Linked DNA regions of Homo sapiens: region 2 is linked to region 1. The links are chromatin loops, found by intact Hi-C in ENCODE. Cell type or tissue: HepG2. All regions are shown on one strand. Each heading gives the region's core, and the rest is flanking DNA. Links, peaks and the distances in the headings are about the cores only. Region 1 holds the start of MAOA (monoamine oxidase A). Region 2 overlaps MAOA (monoamine oxidase A).

Evidence for each region. A loop is a pair of places that touch in the nucleus more often than their neighbours do. Peaks named below come from ENCODE experiments on the same cell type or tissue, not always from the same donor. Only the 100,000 strongest peaks of a DNase experiment are listed, where the experiment ranks them.
Region 2: a loop joins it to region 1, with 4 times the contacts of the local background. A loop is called at or near these places in 5 of 110 quality-filtered maps.

What each region holds. Positions count from the first base shown.
Region 1 is chrX:43,649,897-43,659,802 of GRCh38, reverse strand. It overlaps MAOA (monoamine oxidase A), which reads right to left and starts at 3,504. Exons shown (of 15, transcript NM_000240.4): 1 at 3,389-3,504. The coding sequence starts at 3,461. RefSeq lists an enhancer at 4,611-4,670 and a silencer at 4,602-4,996. In HepG2, for the core only: a CTCF peak has its summit at 4,762; a DNase peak (open chromatin) is centred at 4,862; H3K4me3 peaks cover 2,333 bases.
Region 2 is chrX:43,723,548-43,733,453 of GRCh38, reverse strand. It overlaps MAOA (monoamine oxidase A), which reads right to left. Exons shown (of 15, transcript NM_000240.4): 6 at 5,140-5,281; 7 at 2,064-2,213; 8 at 1,601-1,760; 9 at 659-755. Among named protein-coding and RNA genes, the nearest start is that of MAOA, 72 kb to the right of the region's middle. In HepG2, for the core only: no CTCF peak of the experiment used is centred there; a DNase peak (open chromatin) is centred at 5,253.

The DNA.
Region 1 (9,906 bases), core at 1,097-9,096:
TTATGTCAAAAATTATAGAAGGGATGGTGGTGCTAAGAACAGAGTCAAGGAACTGAGGAAAAGAAGCTGGATTGGCTAGCACAGTAGCTATGGTACATGTTGAACCTGAAGTGTTCAATCGTGAAATACCCAGGAGCAGATAAGCTATGGGACAGGAGTTCAGGGAAGGAAGAGGATTCAAATCAGAGACTTGAGAGTTTTCTATAGATAAGGGACAGCTGAAGTCCTAGAATGAGAAAGAGAGGGAGAGAGTACCAAGAGCCCCAAAGTGATGAACAGTGAAACCTTTCAAAACCAGATGTTTGCAAGAATATGAGCACAATGAAAGGGATGGAAAAGCAGCAATCAGTATGGGATAAAAATTCAGGATCCAATAGCATCGCTGAAAACATGAAAGGAGTTTCAAAAAGGAATGGGTGATAGATGATGAATGATGGTTAAGGACCAGAGCATTTTAAAGATACCACTAGACCAACAAATCAGCAGGGTTATTTCCCCTCTCAACTATTAACATACTATATATAATTATTTAATTGGTGGTTAGGCAGATAAAAAGAGTTTGTGGTTGTAAGACATAGTCTATTTTATGTTTTATAATGACAAAAAAGGAGATACATCCAGATGCTGCTATTCTCTGTGTAGAGAGTTATTTAAAAAATGTTGCTAATATGGATCAATTTTGAGTAATGTCACTTAGAATATGTACTCTTCTGGGTGCTATATAATAGAAATAACACTGCTGATGCTATGGATTGGTGATGTATTATGAATGTGTGGGTAACCTATCAAAGTGTACAAGTCCTAATAAAAGTTATAAAGAACATCCAAAGGCATATAAAACTGCCACAGGGACTATTAAGTAATTCATGGGATACTGCCAAGCACACACAAAAATGGTATGTTTCTGAATTCACAAGAATGCTTGGGAAGTGATGCTTCTCACCCGCTCATGAAACACTCAGTTTATGTCCAGGATCTAACACGAGCCACACTTGCAACTACTTTCATTTTAGCTGTGAACCATCTGGGAAGGTACCACAGATAGAAAGCAATGTTTCTGGTCAGTTTGAGTATTAAAATCACTCAGATCTGACTGATGGAGATGGCATTAGAGGAAGTCAAGTGCTTTTTCCAGTGTCACTGAAGCTGGCCTCTGGAATAGAGGTGTGAACTACTGTGCAAGAAATGCCCTCTACTTCCCCCAAATGGAAATAAATTAATAATTAAGAGTGACTATGGACAGATTCAGGTTTTGTGGGACCTACAACTTATATATAACTTGGGTATCCTCTCTAAGAAATAAGAAAGCAAAATTGCAAATACAGGACTGAGTATGAAACTGGTTATTTATTTAGAATGAGAACCAGAAGCAACCTACAGTTATAAGGCCATAAAGCATAAAGTTTATCAGCTACATGGTAATTTCACCTCTGCTAATGACCAAGTATGGAGCATAAAGTATAGAAAGGGAGGAAGAGCAGGTAATCAGGCAGAGGAAAAATAAAAAAACCGCGCTCCTTAAGGAATTCTGGAGACTGAACAAGAAAAAGACTAAGAATAAAATCCCAGAAAGAACTCTGAATTGCAGAATACAGATGGTATGGAGATGGGAGAGGACCCAGAACCCCTAGTCAATGTATATAACACATTGTCATCATATTTATTTTCCAGTGATCTACAACCATATTGCTTTTAGGAGGCTTGCCTAGTGGGACCAGATTTTGGGAAACAGCAGTCCACTTCATTGCAGGTACTCAACAAGTGTTTTTTGAATGAATAAATAAATACATAAATAAATAAAGAGAAACAAGCTGAAATACTCCTTTTTCTTACTCTCCACCAGGAGCTGCTTTCCTCTGATGCTCCAACATACATGTATGTTTTTGCTGGTACTGGCTGGAACTGGCAAAGCAACAGTTCATGCCAATCTCTTCTCTTGGCCTGTTCAGGATAAACAATGTTGGGTTCAGATAAAGCTATCTCTACCCAACATTAATTTGTAGCATGTTCAGAGTCTCCTCGAAAGATTTATATATAAAAATGGCTACTGTGGGGCCACTCTACTTACTCCCTCCCATCAGCTTTCTCTTTCTGAATCAGATCCTGCAGGGATAACTCAGAAATTATTAACACCTAGTAGGGGGAGGATAGGTCAGTGTGGTATTCTAGCCAGGGATGAAAGGCAACAAAATTCCTAATTTTCAAACATTTTACCAATGATGGCAACATAGGCGACAATATATCAATCATGATGAGGCTTCCAGGAAGATATTGGAAAGCCTCATGCACCACTCACTTGGTTAGCCACAAATCCAAGCCAGGACCAGGGGCACCCTGGCCCACCAACTGGCTCATCAGAAGACAAGATTCAGGTGGTGGGAGCTCTTAGTGAAAGGAGGAAGGAGGATACAACAGGGCACTCAGCCCCTGCTTCATAAAGGGATTCTCTTTGGACAATAAATGTCCTACACCTTCCTGCAAGTTCATATATATATATACACACACACAGTTCATATATATATATATATAAACACAGTTCATATATATATATATAAACACAGTTCATATATATATATAAACACAGTTCATATATATATATAAACACAGTTCATATATATATATAAACACAGTTCATATATATATATAAACACAGTTCATATATATATATAAACACAGTTCATACACACACACACACACACACACACACACACACACACAGGAATAGTTTAAGAGCTCACCCCCTCTTCTCCTCTTTTTTTTTTTAACCTTTTCTTAAAGGAGTCTACCTCCTTCCTCTTCACCTACTAAATTTTCTACGGAAAATAGAGAAGAGCAGGACTGGAATAACACTACTGCTCCCTCAATACTACAGAAATCTGTATCCTGATGTTCTGTTTAGGGCAAAGGATATGAAATCAGTGAGGCAAAGCAGCCACCTCAGGAATTAGTACTGCAGGTCTTAAATGGGAGAAAATCGTTCAGCCACTTACAAGCTAGGTGATTCGACCTCAAGAGAGTTATTGAAACTCCCCAGACCTCAGTTTCTTGGTTTTGCAAAACGGGGATGAATTTAGTTCCCACCTCACAGGACTGTTGAGGACTGAGAAAATCCACGTAAAGTGCTAAATACAACTGCACAGCAAGAGCTAATTAAATATTAGTATTTAATAGTAGTAGTAGTAAAATTATTGTGTCTGCCTCCCCCAGTCACACCACCAGCAAAACTGGCACAACCCCCACTCCTACCTCGCAGGATATGGGGCCAAGCCATGGCTACACTACACTCTCGCATGCATGAGAGACCCCCAAACACCACAAGAGCTACTGTAGGTTCCCCTACCCCTCACTGGCCAGGGTCCCCCAGGCCACCGCTACGGTCCACACTGACCTGAAATGCCACCTCCGATCACGACTACGTCGAACATGTGGCCCGCGATACTCGCCTTCTCTTGATTCTCCATGCTTTGGCTGACACGCTCCTGGGTCGTAGGCACAGGAGTGGGGACGGCAAAGGGTGGGAAGGACCCTTCTATCAACTCCCCCGGGGAGCCCGGGGGCGGAGCCGATCCTTCTTTTGATACCCGGGGGGAGCCGGGCACTGTGGGCGGGGCGAACCCTTTTGCTGATACTCCGGGAGCGCCCAGGGGCGGAGCTGATGTTTCAGCTGATACCCGGGGGGAGCTGGGCACTGAGAGCGGGGCGGACCCTTGTACTGACACTCGGCGAGAGTTATTAGGTTTAGAATGTCCTTGTGTCGGCAGCTGGAAAGGATTACTGGGTGCAGGAGGTTCTTGTATTGAACCCCGCGGAGTGTCAGGCACTGAGGTGGGGGTAGACGCCTGCCTTGACACTGGGGGGATGTTATGGGGTGCAGGAGGTGCTTGTGGCGACACTGGGGAAATGTTATTGGGTAGAGGTGGTCCTGGTACCAAACCCCAGGGGAAGCTGGACACTGAGGATGCGGCAGACCCTTGTACTGACACTCGGGGGTGTTACTGGGTGTAGGAGGTGCTTGTATTGACACTTGCGAAAGGTCATTGGGTATAGGAGGTCCCCGTACAAATATCCAAGTGTAGTCGGACACTGAGGTCAGGTTGGAATCCGGGGGCAGGGTCGGTCCTTTTACCAAACCCCGTGGGGTGCTGAACCCTGAGGAGAAGGCAGACCCTTGCAATGACTCTACGGGGGAGTTTACGGGCGGGGTAGGTCCTGTTACTAATACCCAGGGAATGCCGGTGTCCTGATTGGAGGCTGTGACGGCCCCATCGGAGGAGTTCGAGCTGGTGGTAGACTTGGGGATCCGACTGCTCGGGTTGTAAGCGCTGAAACCCCGGAGGCCACTCTTGGAGTCGGAGTCAGTACTCTCGCTAAGACCGGTAGTGCTGATTGGGGAGTGTATGCTGGAGCTCCAGGAGGCGGCCTCGGCAGTTGAGGACGTGCTCCACTGGGAACTGGCTAGCGGATCCGAGACGGACCGCCACTCAGAACGGACGCTCCATTCGGACAGGCTGTAGGAGGTGTCGTCCAAGCTGGAGTCCGGGTTCGGGACCTGGGCAGTTGTGCCCCCGGCTTCGGGCGGGCCCTCCGCCTTGCGCTCGGTGCCGGTGCCGGTACTGGTGCGGGTACTGGTGCCGGTGCCGGTACTGGTGCGGGTACTGGTGCCGGTGCCGGTACTGGTGCGGGTACTGGTGCCGGTGCCGGTGCCGCCGGGGAAGGAGGCTGAGGCGTTTGTGCTCATGTTTCTGGAGCACGCTGGGCGCTGGGGGCGGTGTTCTGCTTCCCGCAGCCCTTCTCCACGGTCAGGCTGTTCTCGGTACCCACTCTTAGAGACCAGCCCCGGGCTCCCGGCCCAGTCAGGGGCGGGGAGAAGTGACTCTAGGCCGGCCTGGCTCCGCCTTCCCGGCCTGCCTGCAGGCTCGCGCTGGAAACCCTGCCACTGGGCGTGGCCGGACGATGCCACTGCAGGCGGGGGGCGCGGTTGCCTGGCGAGAGTGGGGGAGTAGACGTGGGTGTAGCCGCGTGGGCTCTCAACCTAGTGCTTTCATTCTTTAGTTTTAACTGAAAGCTATCTGGGCAAGAGTGGACTTAAGGAAGCAGATATATGAAGGCGGCTGAGCCAGGCAGGATCGCAGGGTCGCAGGGTGCTGCCCCACTTGGTCTGGCCCCTTTGTGACGTCATGTAGGGCCCGTCGAGGTCTGCGCAGCCTCCAGCCCTCACTAGGTTGAGGGCGGGGCGGGGAGGGGCGGGGAGGGGCGGGGAGGGGCGGGGAGGGGCGGGGAGGAGCGGGGAGGGGCGGGGAGGAGCGGGGAGGGGCGGGGAGGAGCGGGGAGGGGCGGGGCGAGGCGAGACGGGACGGGGCGGGGCGAGAACCGTCACTTGGGGGAGACCAGGCAATTGTTGGTTCTCTGTGGGGTTTTTCAAGCTGAGGCGCTTAACCCAAATCGAAGCAAGTAGGCAAGAAAAATAACTCACCTATCATGTATTAAGTGGGACTGCATTTTAAAAGGTCAAAGGGATGGCTAAGGTGCAGAAACAAATGAAATAAGAAAACATGTGTTTCCCCATCCTACTGAAAAGAGTGCTATTTAGTGCACATATTTTACTGTGCAGCCAGCCTTCTGTTTGCTAGTTTTATCCCTTTCTTAATTTTCCACTTTTTGTTATCCTGAATTTGTCATCAAAAGCTGAATTTGTCATTACTGGAACTCTCAAAGATAGGTGAAATCTGGCCGGGCGCGGTGGCTCACGCCTGTAATCCCGGCACTTTGGGAGGCCGAGGCGGGCGGACCAACTGAGGTTGGGAGTTCACGACCAGCCTGACCAACATGGAGAAACCGCGTCTCTACTAAAAATACAAAATTAGCCGGGTGTGGTGGTTCATGCCTGTAATCCCAGCTACTCGGGAGGCTGAGGCAGGAAAATTGTTTGAACCCAGGAGGTGGAGGTTATGATGAGCCAAGATCGCGCCATTGCACTCCAGCCTGGGCAACAAGAGCGAAACTCCGTCTCAAAAAAAAAAAAAAAAATAGGTGAAATCGTGACGTAAATTTAGAGAAAGTGATGAGAACTCGAGGAAGCTAATGATGTCTGCTCCCACCTATAAACATTCCTCCTGTTGCCCCTCGCCCCATTCTGTATCAAACATCTTGTTGAATAAACTGTAAAGAAATATGGATTTAGTCTTTTCTTCATCCTGTTTCAATAACTTTTACTTCCTAGAAAAGGACTTGAGACTTATGACTAAATTGAAATCATTTTTATCTTGGTAGACTTTGAGCATAGAGAGAAGAAAAACTAGATATGAAGAAATCAGCTCTTTCTAATGTGATTCTGTCCACCTTTCTCCTTATTCTCATTGTTTTCATTTATTTTCGTTCAAATACTTGATTTCACAGTATGTGCTAGGCACAGGGCATGGTACTGGGATACACAGGCAACACAAGACAGAGACCATCATCATCGAACACACAGTCTAGTGGATGAGTTAATAGAGGACATAGACAACTGTCTATCTGATGTGTAAATACAAACTCTGACAAATGTTATATTAGAAAGATCCACATGGATAAGAAAGTGTTAGGGTGTCCTGAGTCCTGACCCCTCTGGAGATTAACTTTGGGACAGAGAGTGTAAAAATGTTTTAGAAAGAAGAAACAATGTGTGCAAAGGCCCTGTGGTAGAAAAAAAGCATAGTTCATTAAGGCAACTAAAAGTTACTCTGTGGAGCTCTGGGCAAGGGGGAGACAACGCTGCTGAGGCCGACTGGGCCAAGGTAGCATCCTTGGCCTCGATCCTAAGAGCAACAAAAGCCACTGCAAGACTTTAGGCAAGTCGCAATATACCTAGATTGCAACTTGGAGAGGTCTATCTGCCTGCCATGTGCATAATCGGGCAAGAGTAGATAGGTACCGGTAGACCAAAGTTAGGAATTCTTTAAAGAATGAGGTGAAAGTGTCTTAGACTGAGGTAGGTGGTGGCAGTGGAGCTGGAGACATGTGGCTATCTTAGAGACATTTACATATAAGGTTGACAGGACTTGGTTGTAGCTAGAATTTGGAAGACCATGAGCATGTTTTTGGACATGATGAGTTTCAAGTACCTTTGAGACATCCAGATGAATGTTATAGAGTAGGCAACGGAACATAAAGCCTGAGACTCAAAGCAAGAGTTTGGATGGAGATGAAAATGTGGAAGTTTCATTAAATAAAGGATGGAAATCGATGAGTAGAAATATGAGTATTTTCTCTCTTCATTTTATTTGTGTTGTATGAAAACAATAAAAGTTCATTTTAAATAAACAAATAAAAGAATGACTGTGAAACATTCCATAAGTATTATTTCCTCCCTTGTGTGACCTTAGGCAAATTACTAGACTTCTCTCTGCGTGTTGTCCCAGCCGTAGAATCGTAGAATCCTATAAGTTGTTGAATCAGTCAGGGTTCTAGCAGGAAACAGCAAACTCAAATTAAGTAATTTCAAGAGCGTATCATCAATGAACTATTTTCAAAGATGTGGGCAAGATGGAGAGAAGCCGTAAGGAATCGTGCAGTACCCTGGGTTGGTAACAGCAAGAAGGTATCACTCTGAACAGGTAGGGGGAGAAAGCAGTCACCAGAAATTTAGTGACAATGCTGTTAGGAAAGGGCTGCCTGACACAAGGTGTGGCCTTTAGTTCAGGGAGACAGCCAGCCCACAGGAAACCCGCAGGTAGGAAGCTGGGAGAATAAATACGTAATCTCCCTCCCTCCAGTCTCCTGCTGGTCCTCTGCATAGACCTAACCCAACCAGAAGCTAGAAAACAAGGGAGACTCTTGGTGATGCAGTCCATACAGGTGTGAGACAAAATAGCAAGTGCCAAGAAGCCATGTTTGCTCATTTCTGCTTGCCAGCATAATTTCACAAAGCCTCTGACTCTGTGAAGATATGCAGCTCACCAGAAGGATGCTTTGAAGACACAACAGGGTAGAGCACACGGCCCCCCATGTTTCTTGTCTGAGTCACTATATTCCTTAGAAGATAAATGACCCTAGTCCTTGCCTTTCCCTACACATAAGGTAACGTCTGATGGGGTTGGTGATTATGCTTCCGTAATCTGTTGCCAGATGTACTCTTACACCCAAATCTAGATGTGATTCTGCTTCATTGTAACTTCCAAGCAGGTTTGATGCAATTTTGCAGGTACTGAACTCCCACGCTTGTCTATAAGCAATGGGCTGAAATACTGTGCCCGAGCCGTCTGATGGAACTGCTCCCGAGCTATAAGCCTTGGTCTATAGTCTCCAGTAAGACTTCTGTATAAAATTAACTGTAATTCTTTAAAAGCTTCATTTTTTTCCCTTAGTTGACACAGGTCAGCCTTCAGGGGCCAGAACAGAGTAGAGAAGTGTGGTAGTAGCACCCGGAGAAGCAAAATGAAGATATCTAGCACAGCTGAAGCGAGGGTTAAGTGAGCAAATGCATTAAAACATTTAGGGTAGTACCAGACATGTAAGAATTACTCAATACATATTCACATTTTAATTTTTAAAAAACTACATTATATATTCATGCCATATATATATATATATATATATATTCACTCTCTATGTTCAATTGCCTACTCTAGTCTACTTAATCATTACCCTCTAACATTAAGCGTTTAGTACTTTCCAATTTTTAATATAATACATAACATGGAGACGAACATTTTGTGCATAAAATATTGTATGTAGTTTTTACAATTTCCTTGAGATAGAATCCTAAAACAGGATTATGAGGTAAGAAAGTAGGAGCATTTTTAAGCTCTTTGATTGAAGTTACCAAATTACTTCCCCAAAAGATTATACAAATTTATACTTCATTAGTAATGCCTAAGAATGGCTATCTTCTTACTATACCCACTCCGACAATAAACAAGTTCACTTTTAACCTTTCTTAACTTGAAAGGTGAAAAATCAGCATGGCGTTGCTATTTAAATTAGCATTTATTTGCTTACTGGTGAAATACATCTTTCAAAAATGTATTATAGCCATTTCCATCTCTTCTGTTGTGAATGATCACTTCATGCCTTTCTGCAGTTGATTTCTGAAAGTGCTTTATAAAAGATAGTAACCCCTTGCTTGCTATTTTCACTGAAGAGAGTTTACTCCAATTTGTATTTTAGTGCTGTTTATGACATTTTAGATATGCATAATATTTAAATTTATGTGGTTATATCAGAGTGAACAGGCAACCTACAGAATGGGAGAAAATTTTTGCAACCTACTCATCTGACAAAGGGCTAATATCCAGAATCTACAATGAACTCAAACAAATTTACAAGAAAAAAACAAACAATCCCATCAAAAAGTAGGCAAAGGATATGAACAGACACTTCTCAAAAGAAGACATCATGCAGCCAAAAGACACATGAAAAAATGCTCACCATCACCGGCCATCAGAGAAATGCAAATCAAAACCACAATGAGGTACCATCTCACACCAGTTAGAATGGCAATCATTAAAAAGTCAGGAAACAACAGGTGCTGGAGAGGATGTGGAGAAATAGGAACACTTTTACACTGTTGGTGGGACTGTAAACTAGTTCAACCATTGTGGAAGTCAGTGTGGCAATTCCTCAGGGATCTAGAACTAGAAATACCATTTGACCCAGCCATCCCATTACTGGGTATATACCCAAAGGACTATAAAACATGCTGCTATAAAGACACATGCACACGTATGTTTATTGCGGCACTATTCACAATAGCAAAGACTTGGAACCAACCCAAATGTCCAACAATGATAGACTGGATTAAGAAAATGTGGCACATATGCACCGTGGAATACTATGCAGCCTTAAAAAATGATGAGTTCATGTCCTTTGTAGGGGCATGGATGAAGCTGGAAACCATCATTCTCAGCAAACTATCGCAAGGGCAAAAAA
Region 2 (9,906 bases), core at 1,178-9,177, 74 kb before region 1:
GCCGGAATGAGAAGAGAGGGGAAAAGCTCTCATTTTCCCTACACAGAACCAGGCCCTGGGTCATCCGCACACTTTAGAGGTTAAGTGAAGCACCACTGGTGAAGGATAACTAGAGTGACCCACCAGAAAAACTGCCATGCCATCCAATCAAGGCCTGGCTCAATTCTGAACTGGGCCTCCTAATTGGTCAGCTGTCTTATATCTCAGGGTAACAACTAACATTTGCTATGTAGCAGATATCTGGAATGGAGAAAAGGATAAAACCGAGAAACCCCACATTTAGAATGTTTTTATAGAATAAAGCGGTTAGTTCTCATTTCAGAATGGCTGTGGACATTCTGCCTGTAGGCAGGGGTGGCTACCATACTGCCTGTCTAGCTGCTTTTTTTCACTCCATCCTCAACACGTAAGCTTTGTATGAGAGAAAGACATACATGGGTACAAGTTCAAAATGGTGTCAATTTTAGTAAAGTTTCCCAGTATTCTTGTGCTACATACGAAACATTACTGCAATATTTTAACACATGGAAACATTATATATTTTGATAGCATTATTCATCATTGCTTGAACTTAATTCCAAAGTAATATACTTTGACAGCATCCACACCAATACATCAACACAATTTGGAAAATGCAGAACACCCTGCTCTAACCTACCCCATGATGGCAGGCAGTGACCCATCTGGCTTGGTGTCATCCAAGGTTATTGAAATTGGAGCATCTTCATCTTCAATGATCATGCAGCCACAGTAATCTTAACCAGGAGAAAAATCAATGGGAGATCGAGATCAAGCTCATCAGAGACACCCATACACACATAAATATATATAAACTATTTTTTAAGAGGAAGTAAAAACTTAAACTCTTGGTCTTGGCCCCAACCCTACATGTCTTGTTAAATACACACACTGAATATATAAGGATGTCTATTCACCCACAGACAGAAAATGACCCATCTCCATCACCTTTACATAAAGGGCTTATGACCAGCCAATGCATGACAAAAATGGTAAGATAACCCTGGCTCCTAGCATACATGAGGAAAGAGAAGGGCTGCATTGGAGGGAATGACCCAATCCAGGGAAGAGGTGGGAGGAGGGAATCCGATGAGTATAACCAGAATGCTTATCAACAGTAGCCACCATATCTGGGCAGCTTTCTAAGTCCAAGATCCTGCCTCATTTAATTCTCACAACACCGTAGTGGTAGGTATTACTGTCACCACTTTACAGCTACAGACTGATGCTAGCAAGCAAGCGAAGTCCCGGAATGTGTAACTTCAACGCAGTGCTCTTTCCATGGTGCCTGTTGACCTCACTCTGCTCATAAAAAGTAAGAAGCAGGACAGATGCCAGGAGTCAGGGCAATGGTGGCCTTATGACTGATGTGATCTCCTTCTTCCCTCCCATTGCCAACAAGTGCTCTTGGGGTCATTATGTGTGGCCAAGGATATGAGGAAATTGACAGACCAAGATTTCTAATCCTTTTTCTACCAGTTTGAAAATACTTTGTTTCTGTTCAATACCTTCTGTTCAATAATCCTAAAAGACTGTGATTTCTTCATATAATACAGTTTAAACATGAATAATAGCAGCCTACCCTTCTTCTTCCAGAAGGCCTCCTTGTAATACATCATGCACTTAATGACAGCTCCCATTGGAAGCCGCTGAATTAACTGGTTTCTCTCTGCTGGAAGCTCTGGTCTGAAGTGAATCTTGGCAGTCAAGGTCGGAGGGATCGCATTAATTACGTATTTGCACTAAAACACACACAAGCAAAATATTACCTCAAATGTGAGCTGCAGTCTTTGTGGCAGGCGTGAAAAATCATCTTTATCACTTCTAAACAACATTGAGCAGTAAAAACATACAAAATGAGAAAATGAGGCAACTGTGAGGCAACAAAACAGATCAAGGTAGGTCAACCAAGGCTGGTAATTTGGAAGACTGAGGCGGAAACATGTCAGCATTAATTATGCTACTGCTTGAATTATATCTGGTTAGAAACTGCAAAAGACACAAGGCCTATTTACTATATGCTCCTTTTGACTAAACTGAGTTACCTCATAATGTTCATGGTTCAGCGTCTCTATGATGATGTTGTCACTTGACTGGTCAACGTGAGTGACAGGATGGTTCAGCTTCACTTGGTCTCCGAGGAGGTCCATTATCCGTTCGCTCACTTGACCAGATCCACCTACAAACTTCCGTTCCTACAGGAGGAGGTAGGTAAGAAAGGAAACATTATGAAAGCCCAAGGAAGGAAAATCCTACTGGCTACTGATTAGAAAACCTCCAGAAAGTCACAGGCCACACCTCTAACGTCTGCACACTTAACTGTCAGAAGACTTCATTAGGACAGAGGCAGAGTTGACCAAGACAATTCAATGATCATTCCCTGCACAGCTTCTGGCAAAGAAAAGCCATTACAAGTTTATAAAAATCACAGAACCCGAAGAAATGTTCCACTATGCCAATGCTGCCCTGACCAAGGGGAATATCAGCAAGTCTGTGGGCTTCAAATGTCAAAGAGTGCAGGGTGTGGAGGGAGCCCTGAGAAGGGGCAGGCACAGGGCTTATTCCAGAGGATGAAGTTTCTAATTTCCTTTGATTCCTGTGTTCTGGGCTGAGGTTGTCCAGGCAGGTAAGGATGCAGATAGAGCCATATTATAGACAAAGTTACAGGGTGCTTTTAGGGATAGTCACGTCCTACTAGTCCTACTAGTCACCACCAAATGATGTTCTAAGAATGGGAAGAAGGGCCGGGTGCTGTGGCTGTACTAAAATTACAAAAATTAGCCAGGCGTGGTGGCACGTGCCTGTAATCCCAGCTATTCGGGAGGCTGAGGCAGGAGAACCACTTGAACCCAGGAGGCGGAGGTTGCAGTGAGCCGAGATTGCACCACTGCACTCCAGCGTGGGCAACAGAGCTAGACTCCGTCTCAAAAAAAAAAAAAAAAAAAAAAGATTCGGAATATCAGATCTTGAGTAACTTTTTGCAAAACTATCTGGAAGCTTCAAGGCAGAGGCAGAGGGTGAAGGCTAAGCATCTGCTTGCTCCTTTAGATATTGTTAAATAGTTCTCTTGAGCGGCCCTTATAAGACCAGAAGTGCTCTACCCTCTGCCTTCTGCTACGATCACCATGGAAATGTTTCCAGCTTAATCTAAGAAGGTAAGTCCTTAACACAATGCTTTTGGTAAGAACCAGAAGGATATTTTTAGCCTATTATAGAAGATTCTTTTTTTTTTTTTTTTTTTGAGACGGAGTTTCACTCTTATTGCCCAAGCTGGCATGCAATGGCGCAATCTTGGCTCACTGTAACTTCCGCCTCCTGGGTTCAAGTGATTCTCTTGCCTTGGCCTCCCGAGTAGCTGGGATTACAGGTGCGTGCCATGACACCTGGCTAATTTTTGTATTTTTAGCAGAAATGGGGTTTCATCATGTTAGCCAGGCTGGTCTCAAACTCCTGTCCTCAGGTGATCCACCCTCCTTGGCCTCCAAAAGTGCTGGGATTACAGGTGTGAGCCACCGCGCCCAGCCAGAAGATTCCTAACAGATTCCTCAATCATACTCCTCCAGAAAACTGCATAAGCAGCCACGCAGTGATTTTTGCACTTTTGTAACTGGCTACTGTTTTAATAACAACACCAAAGTTCTTTATAAAAAATATTCCTGGCTAGGCATGGTGGCTCATGCCTGTGATCTTAGCACTTTGAGAGGCTGAGGCGGAAGGACTGCTTGAGCCCAGGAGTTGGAGACCAGGCTAGGCAACAAAGCAAGACTCTGTCTCAAAAATTAAATTAAAAAAAGGAAAAAAAATTCCCAGAGTGGTTCAGACCTAAATTCATGATTTGTCTTTCCTCAAGAAACCCAGACCATTTAACTTATAATCTGGTCTGTTTTCTAAGAGGTACTTTGAGTTTTAGTGTGGTGGAAAGACCACGAACTGTTTCTGTCTTGTTCACTGTCCACCCCTCCAGGTCTAGTATTTGTTGAATTAAATTACAGGATAAGCCTAAGTTCTTTATAAAAATATTGTGACCATGGTTTGAGATTAATCATCTGAACCATATTTTCCAAAAGGTCATGTAGAATTTGGCTAGAAGTATCCTGGCTCCTCTGAATGAAGGAAACAAATATCAAATGTAAATCAAAATACCTCAGAAAGTAAAATACTGGCTAAAAGGAGTAATCTGTCATCTCTGCCTGTAGGTAAAGACATTTAAAAAATGCAACTGTCCTGCATTTGTCAAGGCTAAGGGTCAAATGGGCAATGAGTCTTGGTGTCACAAGAACTTGGGGATTTCCGGTGATCTCCTCAGGAGAAGAATAATTCACTTGGCAGAGAAAGACTCTATACCTTGTACTGTGCACTCAGAATTCAGGAACTCAGAGAACCTAAGTTAGAAGTAAACTGCTACTAATTAAACCTCATACCATCCAAGCACAACATTTATAGAACAGAGATACCCATTCTCTTTGGATAACAGAAAGGGTTGAAGCAGAGAATCTCAGAGTCTGGGGAATTAGGATTCTGGCTTCGCCATGTGTCCAGCCAATGAACGAAATGAATTCACTTATTAATAAAGGAAATGATATGGAAACTGGGCAAATTCAAGTGGGTAGCAAAAACTAAGAATCCAAAAGGCAGAATTTACTATTGCAAGAGTGGCCATAATCACTTGCGTGAATTAGAAGGAAGAACAGTCACTTCCCTTCTGTAGCAGTTAACATAAAAGAATCACTCTGATAAACAGATGGGACAGAAACCTTGTGTCTAGAACAGAGATGATTTTAAGTACAATAATTGTACAATTTCTAGAATTTTTTGGAAATTATTTTAGGAATTTAGCTTCTCCTACATAAACAGCCTAATTTTACCTGCTACCAAAAGGAAGGAACTTAATTCTCAAAACCTAATTAATTCAAAATGAAACATTCTTTATCTGTGAACTCCTTTTCAGGAGTGACAAAAGGAAATGAGAAATTTTTTTTTCAGAAAATCTTTTGAGATCATTTCATGCTGCTAATTATTCATGTTTCAAAATCCTGAAGCAACTATTAAAGACACTGCCCTGGGAGAAAGCAAAATCACAGATGAAGCTCTTGTTTCAGAACAGACACATACACACCATACCTGGCCACCATTGGTGACAGAGAATATCCGAGTGGTGCCCCCGCACTGCTTCACATACCACAAGAACCACAGGGCAGACACTTCGTGAGGCTCAGAGGTCACATTGATATTCACAAAAAGATAAGCAAACCGCCTAGCAGTCCTGTTCATAGAACAAAAGTGGAAGTCAGGTGTCAATATGTACAGGAGTCAGAGAATGTCATGTTTTTACAACACGATTTAGTGTGTTCAGAAAGTTTTTCTGTTGCAATTGAAAAAAACTCTCAAGGATTCAATTTCTGAAGGAATGCATTCTTTAACTCTTGGAGAAACTAACATTTTCTCCTGCTTAAGAAATTATGAGTTGAAAAGGAGCCAAGGGTCCAGCAAGACAGCCAAACAGAAACAGCTCCGGTCTGCAGCTCCCAGTGAGATCCGCGCAGAAGGTGGGTGATTTCTGTGTTTCCAACTGAGGTACCTGGTTCATCTCATTGGGACTGGTTGGACAGTGGGTGCAGCTCATGGAGGGCAAGCCGAAGCAGGGCAGGGCATCGCCTCACCTGGGAAGTGCAAGCGGTTGGGGGATTTCCTTTTCCTAGCCAAGGGAAGCTGTGAGAGACTGTCCCAGGAAGAACGGTACACTCTTGCGCAGATACTGCGCTTTTCCCACAGTCTTCACAACTGGCAGATCAGGAGATTCCCTCCGGTGCCTGGCTCAGTGGGTCCCACACCCATGGAGCCCAGCAAGCTAATATCCATTGGCTTGAAATCCTCGCTGCTAGCACAGCAGCCTGATATCGACCTGGAATGCTCGAGCTTGGTGTGGAGAGGTGCATCTGCCATTGCTGAGGCTTGAGTAGGCAGTTTTATGCTCACAGTGTAAACAAAGCCACCAGGAAGTTCGAACTGGGCGGACCCCACCACAGCTCAGCAAGGCCTACTGCCTCTCTAGATTCCACCTCTGTGGGCAGGGCATCTCTGAACAAAAGGCAGCAGCCCCAGTCAGGGACTTATAGATAAAACCCCCATCTCCTTGGGCCAGAGCACCTGGGGGAAGGGGCAGCTGGGGGTGCAGCTTCAGCAGACTTAAATGTCCCTGCCTGACAGCTCTGAAGAGAGCAGTGGTTCTCCCAGCACAGTGTTTGAGCTCTGATAACGGACAGACTGCCTCAAGTGGGCCCCGACCCCCGTGTAGCCTGACTGAGAGACACCTCCCAGTAGGGGCCAACAGACACCTCATACAGGAGAGCTCTGGCTGGCATCTGGTGGGTGCCCCCCTGGGACAAAGCTTCCAGAGGAAGGATCAGGCAGCAATAGTTGCTGTTCTGTAGCCTCTGCTGGTGATACCCCAGCAAACAGCATCTGGAGTGGACCTCCAGCAAACTCCAACAGACTTGCAGCTGAGGGGCCTGTTAGAAGGAAAACTAACAAGCAGAAAGGAATAGCATCAACATCAACAAAAAGGACATCCACACAGAAACCCCATCCATAGGTCACCAACATCAAAGACCAAAGGTAGATAAAACCACAAAGGTGGGGAGAAACCAGTGCAGAAAGGCTGAAAAATTCCAAAAACCAGAACGCCTCTTCTCTTCCAAAGGATCACAACTCCTCGCCAGCACGGGAACAAAACTGAACAGAGAATGAGTTTGATGAATTGACAGAAGTAGGCTTCAGAAGGTGGGTAATAACAAACTACTCCGAGCTAAAGGAGCAGGTTCTAACCCAATGCAAGGAAGCTAAGAACCTTGAAAAAAGGTTAGACGAATTGCTAACTAGAATAACCAGTGTAGAGAAGAACATAAATGACCTGATGGAGCTGAAAAATGCACCACAAGAACTTCGTGAAGCAGACACAAGTTTCAACAGCCGAATCGATCAAGTGGAGGAAAGGATATCAGTAATTGAAGATCAACTTAATGAAATAAAGCGAGAAGACAAGATTAGAGAAAAAAGAGTGAAAAGAAACAAACAAAGCCTCCAAGAAATACGGGACTATGTGAAAAGACCAAATCTATGTTTGATTGGTATACCTGAAATTGACAGGGAGAATGGAACCAACTTGGAAAACACTCTTCAGAATATTATCCAGGAGAATTTCCCTAACCTAGCAAGGCAGGCCAACATTCAAATTCAGGAAATACAGAAAACATCACAAAGATATTCCTCGAAAAGAGCAACCCCAAGACACATAATTGTCAGATTCACCAAGGTTGAAATGAAGGAAAAAAATGTTAAGGGCAGCCAGACAGAAAGGTCGAGTTACCCACAAAGGAAGACCCATCAGACTAACAGCAGATCTCTCAGCAGAAACCCTACAAGCCAGAAGAGAGTGGGGGCCAATATTCAACATTCTTAAAGAAAAGAATTTTCAACCCAGAATTTCATATCCAGCCAAACTAAGTTTCATAAATGAAGGAGAAATAAAATCCTTTACAGACAAGCAAATGCTGAGAGATTTTGTTACCACCAGGCCTGCCTTGCAAGAGCTCCTGAAGGAAGCACTAAACATGGAAAGGACAACCAGTACCAGCCACTGCAAAAACATGCCAAATTGTAAAGACCATTGATGCTATGAAGAAACTGCATCAACTAGCGGGAAAAATAACCAGCTAGCATCAAAATGATAGGATCAAATTCACACATAACAATATCAACCTTAAATGTAAATGGGCTAAATGCCCCAATTAAAAGACACAGACTGGCAAACTGGCTAAAGAGTCAAGACCCATCGGTGTGCTGTATTTGGAAGACCCATCTCACATGCAAAGACACACATAGGCTCAAAATAAAGGGATGGAGGAATATTTACCAACCAGATGGAAAGCAAAAAAAAAAAGCAGGGGTTGTAATCTTAGTCTCTGATAAAACAGACTTTAAACGAACAAAGGTCAAAAGAGACAAAGAAGGGCATTACATAACTGTAAAGGGATCAATGCAACGAGAAGAGCTAACTATCCTAAATACATATGCACCCAATACAGGAACATCCAGGTTCGTAAAGCAAGTTCTTAGAGACCTACAAAGAGACTTAGACTCCCACACAATAACGGTGGGAGACTTTAATACCCCACTGTCAGCATTAGATCAACAAGACAAAAATTAACAAGGATATTCAGGACTTGAATTCAGCTCTGGACCAAGTGGACCTAACAGACATCTACAGAACTCTCCACCCCAAATCAAGAGAGTATACATTCTTCTCAGTACCACATCACACTTACTCTAAAATGACCACATAATTGGAAGTAAAACACTCCTCAGCAAATGTAAAAGTACAGAAATCACAACGAACTGTCTGTCAGACCACAGTGCAATCAAATTAGAACTCAGGATGAAGAAACTCACTCAAAACCGCACAACTACTTGGAAACTGAACAACCTGCTCTTGAATGACTACTGAGTAATTAACAAAATGAAGACAGAAATAAAGATGTTCTTTGAAACGAATGAGAACAAAGACACAACGTACCAGAATCTCTGGGACACATTTAAAGCAGTGTGTAGAAGAAAATTTATAGCACTAAATGCCCAAAAGAGAAAGCAGGGAAGATCTAAAACTGACACCCTAATATCACAATTAAAAGAACTAGAGAAGCAAGAGCAAACAAATTCAAAAGCTAGCAGAAGACAAGAAATAACTAAGATCAGAGCAGAACTGAAGGAGACAGAGACACAAAAAACCCTTCAAAAATATCAGTGAATCCAGGAGCTGGTTTTTTGAAAAGATCAACAAAATAGACCACTAGCAAGACTAATAAAGAAAAGAGAGAAGAATCAAATATACACAATAAAAAAAGAAAAAGGGGATATCACCACCAATCCCATAGAAATACAAACTACCAACAGAGAATACTATAAACACCTCTATGCAAATAAACTAGAAAATCTAGAAGAAATGGATAAATTCCTGGACACATACACCCTCCCAAGACTAAACCAGGAAGAAGTTGAATCTCTGAATAGACCAATAACAGGTTCTGAAATTGAGGCAGTAATTAATAGCCTACCAACAAAAAAAATCTAGGACCAGATGGATTCACAGCTGAATTCTACCAGAGGTACAAGGAGGAGCTGGTACCATTCCTTCTGAAACTATTCCAATCAATAGAAAAAGAGGGGATCCTCCCTAACTCATTTTATGAGGCCAGCATCATCCTGATACCAAAACCTGGCAGAGACACAACAAAAAAAGAGAATTTCAGGCCAATATCCCTGATGAACATTGATGCGAAAATCCTCAATAAAATACTAGCAAACCAAATCCAGCAGCACATCAAAAAGCGTATCCACCAAGATCAAGTCAGCTTCCTTCCTGGGATGCAAGGCTGGTTCAACATATACAAATCAATAAACGTAATCCGTCACATAAACAGAACCAATGACAAAAACCACAAGATTATCTCAATAGATGCAGAAAAGGCCTTGGACAAAATTCAACAGCCCTTCATGCTAAAAACTCTCCATAAACTAGGTATTGATGGAACGTATCTCAAAATAATAAGAGCTATTTATGACAAACCCACAGCCAATATCATACTGAATGAGCAAAAACTGGAAGCATTCCCTTTGAAAACTGGCACAAGGATGCCCTCTCTCACCACTCCTATTCAACATAGTATTGGAAGTTCTGACCAGGCCAATCACACAAGAGAAAGAAATAAAGGTATTCAATTAGGAAGAGAGGAAGTCAAACTGTCTCTGTTTGCAGATGACATGATTATATATTTAGAAAGCCCCATCGTCTCAGCCCAAAATCTCCTTAAGTTGATAAGCAACTTCAGCAAA